Regions from separate parts of the Mus musculus genome. Here region 1 is linked to region 2. A link is a contact called in ENCODE Hi-C or POLR2A ChIA-PET data. All regions are on one chromosome and are shown on one strand. The core of a region is the stretch at or near the end of the contact, and the rest is flanking DNA. Distances in the headings are between cores, read along the strand shown. Region 1 holds the start of Ttc33 (tetratricopeptide repeat domain 33). Region 2 holds the start of Prkaa1 (protein kinase, AMP-activated, alpha 1 catalytic subunit).

What was found. A loop is a pair of places that touch in the nucleus more often than their neighbours do. ChIA-PET counts read pairs that join two places held with the same protein, here RNA polymerase II (POLR2A).
Region 1: a loop to region 2 is called in a map of heart, with 5 times the contacts of the local background. The contact joins the promoter of Ttc33 here to the promoter of Prkaa1 in region 2. A Hi-C loop is called at or near these places in 10 of 37 maps with a recorded cell type or tissue (T-helper 17 cell, T-helper 2 cell, adrenal gland and 3 more). POLR2A ChIA-PET finds 5 or more read pairs at or near these places in 3 of 5 experiments (Patski and embryonic stem cell).

What each region holds. Positions count from the first base shown.
Region 1 is chr15:5,181,967-5,187,075 of GRCm38, reverse strand. Ttc33 (tetratricopeptide repeat domain 33) reads right to left here and starts at 1,516. Exons shown (of 5, transcript NM_026213.3): 1 at 1,308-1,516.
Region 2 is chr15:5,141,350-5,147,000 of GRCm38, reverse strand. It overlaps Prkaa1 (protein kinase, AMP-activated, alpha 1 catalytic subunit), which reads right to left and starts at 3,140. Exons shown (of 9, transcript NM_001013367.3): 1 at 3,006-3,140. The coding sequence starts at 3,132.

The DNA of each region.
Region 1 (5,109 bases), core at 267-2,766, 42 kb before region 2:
GAAAAAAATAAATAAATGTATGCATCTGAGAAAGATGAAAAAAAAAATCTAACAAGTCCTTGTGGAGATTAGAAACGACTTAATAATGAAGAAACAGCAAGCGGTATCAAGGGCCTACTAAAGTGAAAAAGCAGGAATGTGTTACCAGTTTATAATACCAAGTTTATATTTTCTCCCAAACTGCCTGTGGACAAGGAGACTGAACTCAATTACAATACCGGTAAGTGCTATCAAGCGTGATCCAATGACCTGTCAGACAAACGCACACTAGTGTCTGCATGAAAGTGAGCTTTAGAGAATAGAAGCTGGCCAGGCTTAAAAGAGGGAAGACTCCTGGCATGTGTGAACATCTTCCCCAAGGAAAATGTAATGCTCTGATCTGATCCGGGATCTGAAATGCTACTGGGGAGAAAATACAGACAATAGTCAATTAATGATTCGGGACTCCCCTTCTCGGTGATTAAAATGTCCTAACATCAATTGGTATAATGGCACGATTTTGTGAACAGCAATAACGGTTACTGAGTCATAGACTCTATTAGGAGGAGTTGTATAACACGCCACTTACATCTCAACTAAACTGTTTTCATCTTACGCTATGAGCTTCTTGTGCCTCTAGGCTGTGCTTGTAATTAGTACTCACTAAAAACCGCGTACAGAAGGAGCTTTGCTTGATCTGTACCTGGATGGATAAGGCACCAAGCTTCTTTCCAACCCGATAACAGATCAAGTGGGTAAATCACAACTGTAAAGGTTTCGTGCTAACTCTCATCTGGAGTTAAAAGTCTACGTGCTCTACAGAACGATGAGTGGCATTAAGATTCTAAACATGTACGATGCTCTCCACCGCAACCGCTCGACTTGACCCTTTACCGGGCCATAAATAAGCTGGGTGCTTGCCACAGAGTTAAAAACGTCCTCCTGAACTGACTGCGTGAGAGGATGCGGCCACCCAAGATGGAAAAACACCGGCCGGAGGTAGAGAATCACAACAACCACCCTCCGAACAGGAGAGATGAATCCGCAGGTGAAGAACGAGAGAAACGGATTCCCTTAAAATGCTACCCGAGGAGAACACAGGATTCAAAACTGGCCCCTGCCTCGGCTGCAATAAAAATGAGCTCCGGCCATAGCAGCTCCTCGGGCGGCCGGGCCGGCACCCAGAACCCTGCCACCGCGCCCCGCGCCCCGTGCCCAGGTCGGAGGCACGCCCCAGGGCTCTGTGGACCTCACCGGGCCACCCTCGGCCCTCCCTCCCGCACGCAGCAACCCTCAGCCCTGTCTACCGCCTACCCGCAGCCAGTTACCTGAAAACACTCTGTGGTGCCGTGTTTACATTCCACGTGCCCTTTGGCACCGGAAACGGAAACTATTCTGCCGGGATTCTAATCTGCCTTGCCTGCCTGTGCTTCCCGATTCTTTATTTTAAAAAAAAAGCATGAAATCATCCTGGGACGTTCTAAAGTCCAGCAAGGCGGACAGAAGAAAAGAAGACTTTCTTACCCGCCAGCGCCCTTCTGCAGGACCACTAATCCCAGAAGTCACTGCGGCGCCCTAGGGACTATGGGATTTGTAATAAAGACACCAGACGAAGCGCCCTCTAACTGCAGCCGGGAATGGACTCCCGTGTTTGAGGTTGTGCTTTGCAATACACACAGTCCTCAGGTAAATAAATGGCTTACCGCCTAGTCTGACCGGCCTAGCCGCTGAAGGGTCTGTGAGATGCAGAAGGGGGGGGGGGGGGGGGGGGGCGGAGACTGAGCTGAAATAAGTGCAAAGGGTGCTGGCTTGTTTGTGTCAACTTGACACAAACATATACTTAGCTATAAAACAGGGAATCTTAACTGAGAAAATGCCTGTAGGGAAATCTATGCGGGCATTGTCTTGATGAATGATTGATGTGGGAGGACCCAACCCATTACAGGCAGTGCCACACCCTTGGCAGGTGGTCTGGCCCAAGGGGAAGCTAACTGAACAAGCCTTAAAAAGGACCAATTACTGCCCTGCTTGAGTTTCTACCTTGATTTCCTTCTATAATGTGAAACTAGACGCTGATATAACCCCTTTCCGCCCCGAGATGACTTTGGTCATGGTGTTTTATCCCAGCAACAGAAACCTTAAGTAAGAGCCGATCAGGGAGGATTGGGCTGAACTGCAAGCTTCCTGTGAGAATCCACAGCAGAGCCTGAAAGTAGCACCTGTCACTTCTTACAAGTAAATTAGCAGGCTGATGTTAACAATGGGGCACACTGAGGGAATTGAAAACTCCTTAAGTTTATCCACATAGCTGTGCTACACAAAGCCAAGATCGATTTATGGAGACCACGCTTTTTCAACGCGCCACCGCATGTCTTACTGGCTAGTTATTTGTTGAGGTAAACTGATAAGTTATTTCTCCACTGGTAAAATGAGCCAATTCAAGCCAGATTAAAATATATACAACTGCAGGTTTATTAAGAAGCTGCTCTCGGGCAGGTGAGTTCACTGGCCCCAAGGAAGGAGGCCAGAAAAGGGAGAGAAGAGGAAGAGAAAGAGAGCCCTCAGGCTAAGACAAGGGGGCAGGGGAGATGGGGAGGGAGAAAACAAAATGGATTATATAGCAAAGATCCTCTGGGGGAAGGGAGTCCAGGCCCTGTGCTGAAAATTCAGGATTGGGGGCCAGTTATACTAGGGACTGAGGGATGCTGGGAGAACCAGGAGGCCAGGTCTGCTTTGGTATGTAAAATATACACCTAAGTTGTTTGTTCCTGGGTCTGAAACCAAACAGAAACATGGTAGGATTCTGAGATACCATTAGTAATACTCCCCTCCCCACCTCCCACCCCCATCCCCATCCCCACCCCCCCCACACACACATACATTACCAAAAGGACTACTAACTTCTTTCTCTCCAAAATGTCAAATAGTCCCTGAAGGGACACTCTTACCCAACGCTGGCATTAAAATCACTGATGCTGGCCCCAGCGATGGCTTACTGCTCTTGTAGAGGACCTGGGTTCAGGTCCAACACTCAACAGAGAGACTCAAAACATCTGTGACTCCAGTTACAGGGGAACTGCTGCCCTCTTCTGACACCCACAGATACCAAGTGTCAAAGGCCCTTCCGTACCCAGAACTCGTACATATTGCCATTTTTCACAAAAGTAAACATTGGTGCTGGCTGTTAAAACGCCACAGTGATAGAGCAGCTACGTGGATTTGAGGTAATGATGCAAACTCTAATGGTAGTGATAGAGTCCTCTGTCACGCCGTTACAGTGAAACTCTGGAACACAAGTTTCTCCTGAGATGAGACCTAGCTATGTCACCTAGCAAGAGTCCCAATTTCCAGACTCACTTTAATAAGCCAAGTATCACTGCTTCGTCAAGGGCATTTCTAAACGATGGCATTCATATTTCTATGATACCAAGTGCTTTTACTGCTACGGAAGTGTGATGCCTCTCAAAAGCGAGTGAAGATTCCACCATGAGGGCTGGACAGAGAGTCCAGAAGTTAAGTGCACTGGCTCCTGCTCTTCCAGAGGACCAAAGTTCAGTTCCCAACACCAGCATCTGGCAGCTCACAGCCTCTGTGTAATTACAGCTCTGGGAGTTTCCAACCCCACGTTCTGGCCTCTGCAAGTGGCTGCACATACATAAGAATCAAATCAATTATTTTCTCTCTCTCTCTCTCTCTCTCTCTCTCTGTGAGTACACTGTAGCTGTCTTCAGACACACCAGAAAAGAGCATCAGATCCCTTTACAAATGGCTGTATGCTACCAAGTGGTTGCTGGGAATTGAACTCAGGGCCTCCGGAAGAGCAGTCAGTGCCATCTCTCCAGACCCAATAAACCCAGTTCTTTAAGGCTATTATAAAGTTCCACTATCTTGTGGAACACAACTGTTTTTTGTTTTTTTTTTTTAACCGCTGACAAACTGATTATATTCATATTTAGGTCTTTGACCTTTTCTTGAAATGAATAAAGCAAGGGGCTTGTGAAATGGCTCAGCAAGTAAGGATGCTTGCTGCTCAGCCTTGTGACATGAGTTATGTCTGCAGAGCGTACTCGTTGGAAAGACAGTTGTCATCTGGGCTCCGTACATGTGCTATGACATGCAAACACACATACACACACAAATTTTCTCACTTAAAAAGTTGACAATGTCTGTTCCAATGACAAAACTGTACTCCTTATATAATAATCTTGACAGCTTCCCAGTGTGTCTAGACTTTGAGATCAATGGTAACTTCAGATACAATTTTTATTTATAATTTGATTATATTCATTAATGTTGTCAAGTAAGTTGGTATATTCACTATAACCAATGTATTACTGTGGTAGTCAGCCTATAAAAGAACTTCAGTGTTTCCTGCTCTTGGTGCTCACAGCTCTGTGAAGGTCTTTCCATGTCAGAGTTGGCCTGTGGCACCTCACGCTCATATTAATCGTAATAGACAGTCTGGTGGATGCACTGTTCCTCAGTCTGGATGGAGGTTCACGTGGTCACATTCCCAACAACTCAGTCCATCCTTACATGTTTGTACTTTAGTGTCTATATCTATCTCCATCCATCCCTAATAAGATGGTTGGCGCAGGACCTGTATCTTGCTGTCCTGGTGACATCTGTCATGAATGGTTCACAGTGGCCATATGGATGAATACACAGTGCTTGAGGCTCTGTTCCTCTTCCCAGTCTCTCAGGGTAGCTTAACCATGATGCCCTCAACTCTAGTAAAGACTTGGCCATGTCTTCCAAGTCAGTGAACAGCCTCTAAATATTTGGCACCATTGATTGGCATTTACAACAACCCGAAGCTTACTCATTCAGAACAGGACAGTTTAATGGATGCAAGTTTCCACATGCCAGTTTCTTGTGTAAACTTGTAATGAAGATCTAGAAAAATTAGCTCTCCAAAAGAACTTCACATGCTGTTCATAACATCTAAAATGAAGCTTTTCTGATTTAGAAAGCTAGCAATCCTGCAAAAGCCTCAAGAACGCTGAGTTTCTAGATTGAATAGTAACTGAATTCTAGCAAGGATGGAATTCAAGGCCTGTGTTTGTGATTGGTCTGTGACAGCTGCTTCAGCATTTACTGTCTGCATCGTAATATTTCAGTACCTGAACG
Region 2 (5,651 bases), core at 1,891-4,390:
GCTCCCCAGAGAAATCTCTCTCAAAAACCGACGGATAGATAGATAGATAGATAGATAGATAGATAGATAGATATAGATAGACACATACATAGAAATATAGATCGGTATGTACATACATACACAGATATATAGAAACAAAGAATTTATGGATGATGCTATTATCTCTAAGAATTCTTAGAGATGGAGGCTGGAGAGGTGGCTCAGAGGTTAAGAGCACTGGCTGTTTTTCCAGAGGACCCAGGTACAATTCCCAGCACCCAAATGGCAGCTCACACCTGTCTGTGACTCTGGTCCCAGGGGAATCCAACATCTTTACACAGGCACACACGCAGGCAAATACCAATGCACATAAAAATAAAGTAATTAAAAAAAAAAAAAAGAGTTCTTGTCAAACTAAGCCTGGGGTTAATTTCCAATATGACCAGACACAGTGGTTATTTTGGCCCACTCTCTGTGCATTCCTGCCTCCCACTTTCTCACCTACCTAACAATACTCATTCTTTATAGTATCCCTGCAGCAAAGGCAAGCACACACATAAATATGCACTGTAGCCAGGTTAAAAAAAAAACAAAAAAAAAGACACCCCCCCCTCCCACACATATCCAAACCTGGGTCACATTCCTCCTATGGTCATTATGATGGTTTATATATGCTTGGTCCAGGGAGTGGCACTATTAGAAAGTGTGGTCCTGTTGGAGTAGGTGTGTCACTGTGGGAATGGGCTTCAGACATTCATCCTAGCTGCCTGGAAGTGAGTTTTCTGTTAGCAGCCTTCAGATGAAGATGTTGAACTCTCAGCTCCTCCTGCACCATGCCTGTCTGGATGCTGCCATGCTCCCACCTTGATGACAATGGACCTGTAAGCTAACCCAGTTAAATGTTGTCCTTATAAGAGTTGCCTTGGTCATGGTGTTTGTTCACAGCAGTAAAACCCTAACTAAGACAGTCATGCTATCCCCACTCTGATGCATAAACCAAATGGGATATGGCAGTCCAGCCATTCCTTAGTAAGGAGAGGATCATAGCAAATCCTGTGGTTACTAATTTGACATTATTACTAATGTCAAAAAAAAAAAAGCATCCCAACCATTTAACAGTTTTAAAATGAACTGGCTGAATATTTAGACCCACATCAACTAACAAGTTCAAGGACAAGTTTAATTATAACCGAGAAGCCTAGGATCCTCTGACTCACACTGGCCCTCTGTATTGGAGGAGGCTTATGACTGATGGTATAGGATTTCAAGAGAAGGCTGTGTGGGTGGGTGGAGAAGTGAAGGTTAAGGAAAAGCAGAGTCACTGGGAGGGAGGTTCGAGGCACTGCTACTTCCCAGGTCAAATCCCAGGCCGGGAAAACAATCCCTTCTTCCTTTCTTGTCTGCTTGATCCGCTCTGGTCTGTGTCAAAGGAATGGCGGACTGGATGCCACATTCATTCCAAGCAGGGCCTTCGGAAGGAGCCTTCTGAGTTCAAGTCTGCCTTATCACTTCCATCAGAGCCTTAATTAGCACTTCTTACCACCTCTAATGGCAAACAAGGATGCCTAGCTAAAGGTAAACAAAACACTGGAAGAGCTAGCTGCCTGTTAATGCCAACTACTTAGGAAGCTGAAGCACGAAGAATAACAAGTTCAAAGCCAGCCTGGACAGCATTGTAACACTCTCTCGAAATAAATAAATGCATGCATGCATAAAAAGAGACAAAGCAAAACCCTGAGAGTGTTCACGAACACTGGCTGAACCATGATCAGTGCTAGGCCCTAGACCACACCTACTCCTCCTTCACACTGTCTGGCTTGCTGATTTTCCTAGGTAGGTTTAGGCATTTGCTCCCCTGAGGGTAACACAGCAACTTTCCGTTTAGGACTGGGAAAGGGCAAGAGAAGGAAGGGCTCTTTCTGCCCTCCTGGGAGAACGGAGCTCAGTTAGCTTGCTGTGTAATTTGACAAACTTTTTCACTTCAATCAAATATCTACTAAGGAGCTTACTATATATGCAGGCCATAGTCTATTATTTCTCCAAAACCAATGTATGAATTATTTCTTATCAGCTCCAAACTTCCTTCCTCTAAATACTTAATAGCAGGCTTAAATATTTTAAAGGGGAAAAAAGTCCACCTCACAAAGGTTGTAATCAGAATTTTCCTTGTCACAGGTGGTGGGCTAGAGTAGTTAGTTGAAGACAGAATGCTTGTGCTTTTGCTAAGGCGGTAACAGGGGATTCTACCAAAACGAACAAAAAGTCCAAATGATGTGCACTGAATTACTAAAATATAAATATACTGTGAGAATAAACGGAAACTATACCTATAAGCTAATAAATACCATCTGGAGTTAACATATGCCCTACCTACCAGGTATAGCTCTCGGAAACCGCAAAACTTCCGAAAACGGAATCACTTAAAAGCAGCATCTGCATCCAACTGTAAACCACGCATAGGAAACACCGCGCCAGTTCACAGGCATATGCATCAAAAGTCCTGACGGAGATCAATAGTCCTAACAAGGGCATTACTATTTCTGAAAGGTATCTCCACAGCTACCTTGCTTTTGGAAGAACACATTTCGATTCAGGAAACCGAAGAAGCACTTTAGTCCACAACCTCCTAAAAGCGAGGCAGCGACAACTCCGAGGACCGCCAGGGCGCGATGGGCTGGCTCTGCGCCAAGGGCACACAGGGGATCAGAAGACCACAAGAGACCCCCTCGTCCGCGCCGGGCGCCCCCGCGCGCTCAGTGCCCAACTCCCTCGCCTGGGAAAGTTGCACCCAGAGCCATCCCCGCCCCTCCGGCGCCGCGCCGTCGCCATGGCGACCGCCCCCACCCCACCGCGGCGGACCCCACAGCTCTGCAGCCCGCGGCAGCCTCGGGCTCCGCTCCCAGCGCCGCCCGGACCGGGGATACGGAGCCCAGACACCCGGAAGGCGGGCGCGGGGGAGGATGCGGAGTGCGAAAGGCGCAGTCGCTCGCCGTTCGCCGGGTCCGCGCTGGCCCGGGCGTCCTCACCCTTCACTTTCCCGAAGGTGCCGACACCAAGCGTGTCCCCCAGGATGTAGTGGCCGATCTTCACCCGCCCGTCGTGCTTCTGCTTCTCGGCCGTCGCCATCTTTCTCCAGGAACTGAGTCTGCGCATGGCGCCGCGGGAGGGGGCGGAGGGGGCGGGCAGGGCCGCGCCGGGGGCGGGCGGGCGCCGAGGGGGTGGGGACGCGGGTGCGCCGCGGTGGGGCGCAGTCGCCGGCCACCGCCCGCGCAGGCCCCGCAGTCCCCGCAGCCGGCCGCCGAGCGCACTCGCTCCCCCTGGCGGGCTAGGCGGCGGGAGCGGCGCCGGTACTCGCCTCGGCGCCCCGCATCCCTCTGCGCGCGCCCGCGCTTCTGCGCGCGGGAGGGCTTCCCCCGCCGCGGAGCCGACCGCGGCCACCCGAGGGTCTGTGGGTGCGGTACAGCACCCCACCCCCGTAATTCCCAGGAGGACGATGCTTGCTTACACGTTGCCCGGGGATAGCGCGGCGTGCTTTGAAACAAGACAGGGGACACCGCCCTACCACTGACTTGAAATCTTGATTTTCATCTCATCTCGGTGTCATCTGGAAGCCAAGGGTGTTTTCACTTGCACTTTTAATACTTACCACTGCTTTAAACAAAAAAAAACTCTGAGCCAGTAAATTACTATGGGACACCGCACATCCTGGAGAGACTTCCTAGGAAATTTGCTACCGTCAAATTTCCCCTGTGGAATGTGTGTGAGCTATGTGAATTCCAGAAAGAGGTGTTATCCCGAACTTATCGTGTTTAGAAACTAATATTTTTACATTTTCAATAAAATGTACATTTTCAGTCCACTTGAAAAAGTGTGTTGTTTGTATAAATGGAGCCATATCCAGTCACCAAAGAAGTGTGTTTATTTGTAACAGGATTTTGAAGTGAATCTGTTACTCAGTTCTAACAATAGGTAAAAATATATATGTCATCCTTCGATTTTGCAATTTGAATCTCTATCAATGTCGATGGAGAAAAAGGATGGAGTTTTGTTTTTGTGGTTTTTTTTTTTTTTTTTTTTTTTTTTTTGGAGACGAAAAATGTCATTTTTCTTTGGGATGAAAATTACCAACACTCCTAGTTTTCCCATATTCTGGCTTATGACATCAAAGCAATGTAACATCAAACGCTTTTGTTCCAAGAAAAAGTATTCAGGGGGAAGAAAGCTGCTTTAAGGTTTGAGCAATAGTTCTCAACCTTCTTAATGCTATGACCCTTAATACAGTTCCCCATGTTGTGGTGACCCGTCTCCCATCATAAAGGTATTTTCAATGCTATTTCATAGCTTTTTTTTTTTTTTGCTACTTTTATGAATCGCAATGTAAATATCATTGTTTCCTGATGATCTAAGGGGGTTGATCCCGTAGTGGGTCGTGACCCACGGGTTGAGAAACACCTGCTTCTCCGCCAAGAACAATAACTGGGAGCAATCTTCGTTAATCAACTCTCTATTTTACAAGGATTACTATAAGGCAGAAATAGCTCTGGATTCTCTCAAGGAGGGGGAAACCCTTTCAATTCTCCCACCCCTTGATCTGGCATTTTAAGTTACTTCACATTTGCCCAGGAAGGTTCTACTGTTTCTTTTAATCTACAAGAAATCAGTGGTCTCAGGCTGTAGCTCGTTTGGTTGAGTGCTGGCCTGGCGTGCTGGGTTAGATCCTCAGTAGCCTATAAAAGTGAGAATGATGACTCATGCCTGCCATCCCAGCACTCTGGGGATTATCGCTAGGGAGATCACATGTTCAAGGCCATCCTCTCCACCTAGGGACACTAAGGCTGATTTGAACTACCTGAGATTCTCAAAACTAACATGAACTAAAGTGGGATAAATGACTCGACAGTTACAGGCACACACTGTCAAGCCTGAAGACCTGAATTTGAACCCCAGGACCCCCATGGCCGAAGGTGAAAGTGAACTCCCAGAAGTTATACTCTGATCTCCACAGGCCTACCTACAGTACACACATGCATACATTAAGTAAAGGCTTTAAAAGGGGAAAAGCAAATAATCACAAAACAGTCCCGTTACGTCAACAGGATGTTGCCAAGGAGCGAAAGGAAGCTGAGTTTTGTGAAACCACTCGCCAGTTTTTCCTGAAACTGTGAAGCCTTGAGATCCTACTACAGCATCAAGCACGGAGATACACTTGTTTAAATCTTGCTTGCACTCCTGGACAGAGGCAGATGTATCCCTATGAGGTTTGGGACTACATGGAGAGCTCAGGCTAGCAGGACTGAAACTGTCCCAGAGGAAAAGCAATCTTCAAAATCTAAAGATCATACACAGAACTGGGGAGTTTGAGTTTAGGTTTTGGTTTTTGGTTTGGTTTGGTTTGGTTTGGTTTGGTTTGGTTGATTGCGAAATGTTATTGTCAGATACAATTATACTTAACACACAGAGTGCAAAGTCTCAAAAATCCTAGGACCAAAATAAAATACTCTGAGAAAGTATGAAAACAAATGTTTATCACACATCATTCACTCTCCTTCGAAACATATTTTAGTTTTTCTTTTCTTCTTCTTCTTTTTTTTTTTTTTTTTGTTTGTTTGTTTGTTTGTTTGAGACAGGGTTTCTCTGTATAGCCCTGGCTGTTCTGGAACTCACTTTGTGGA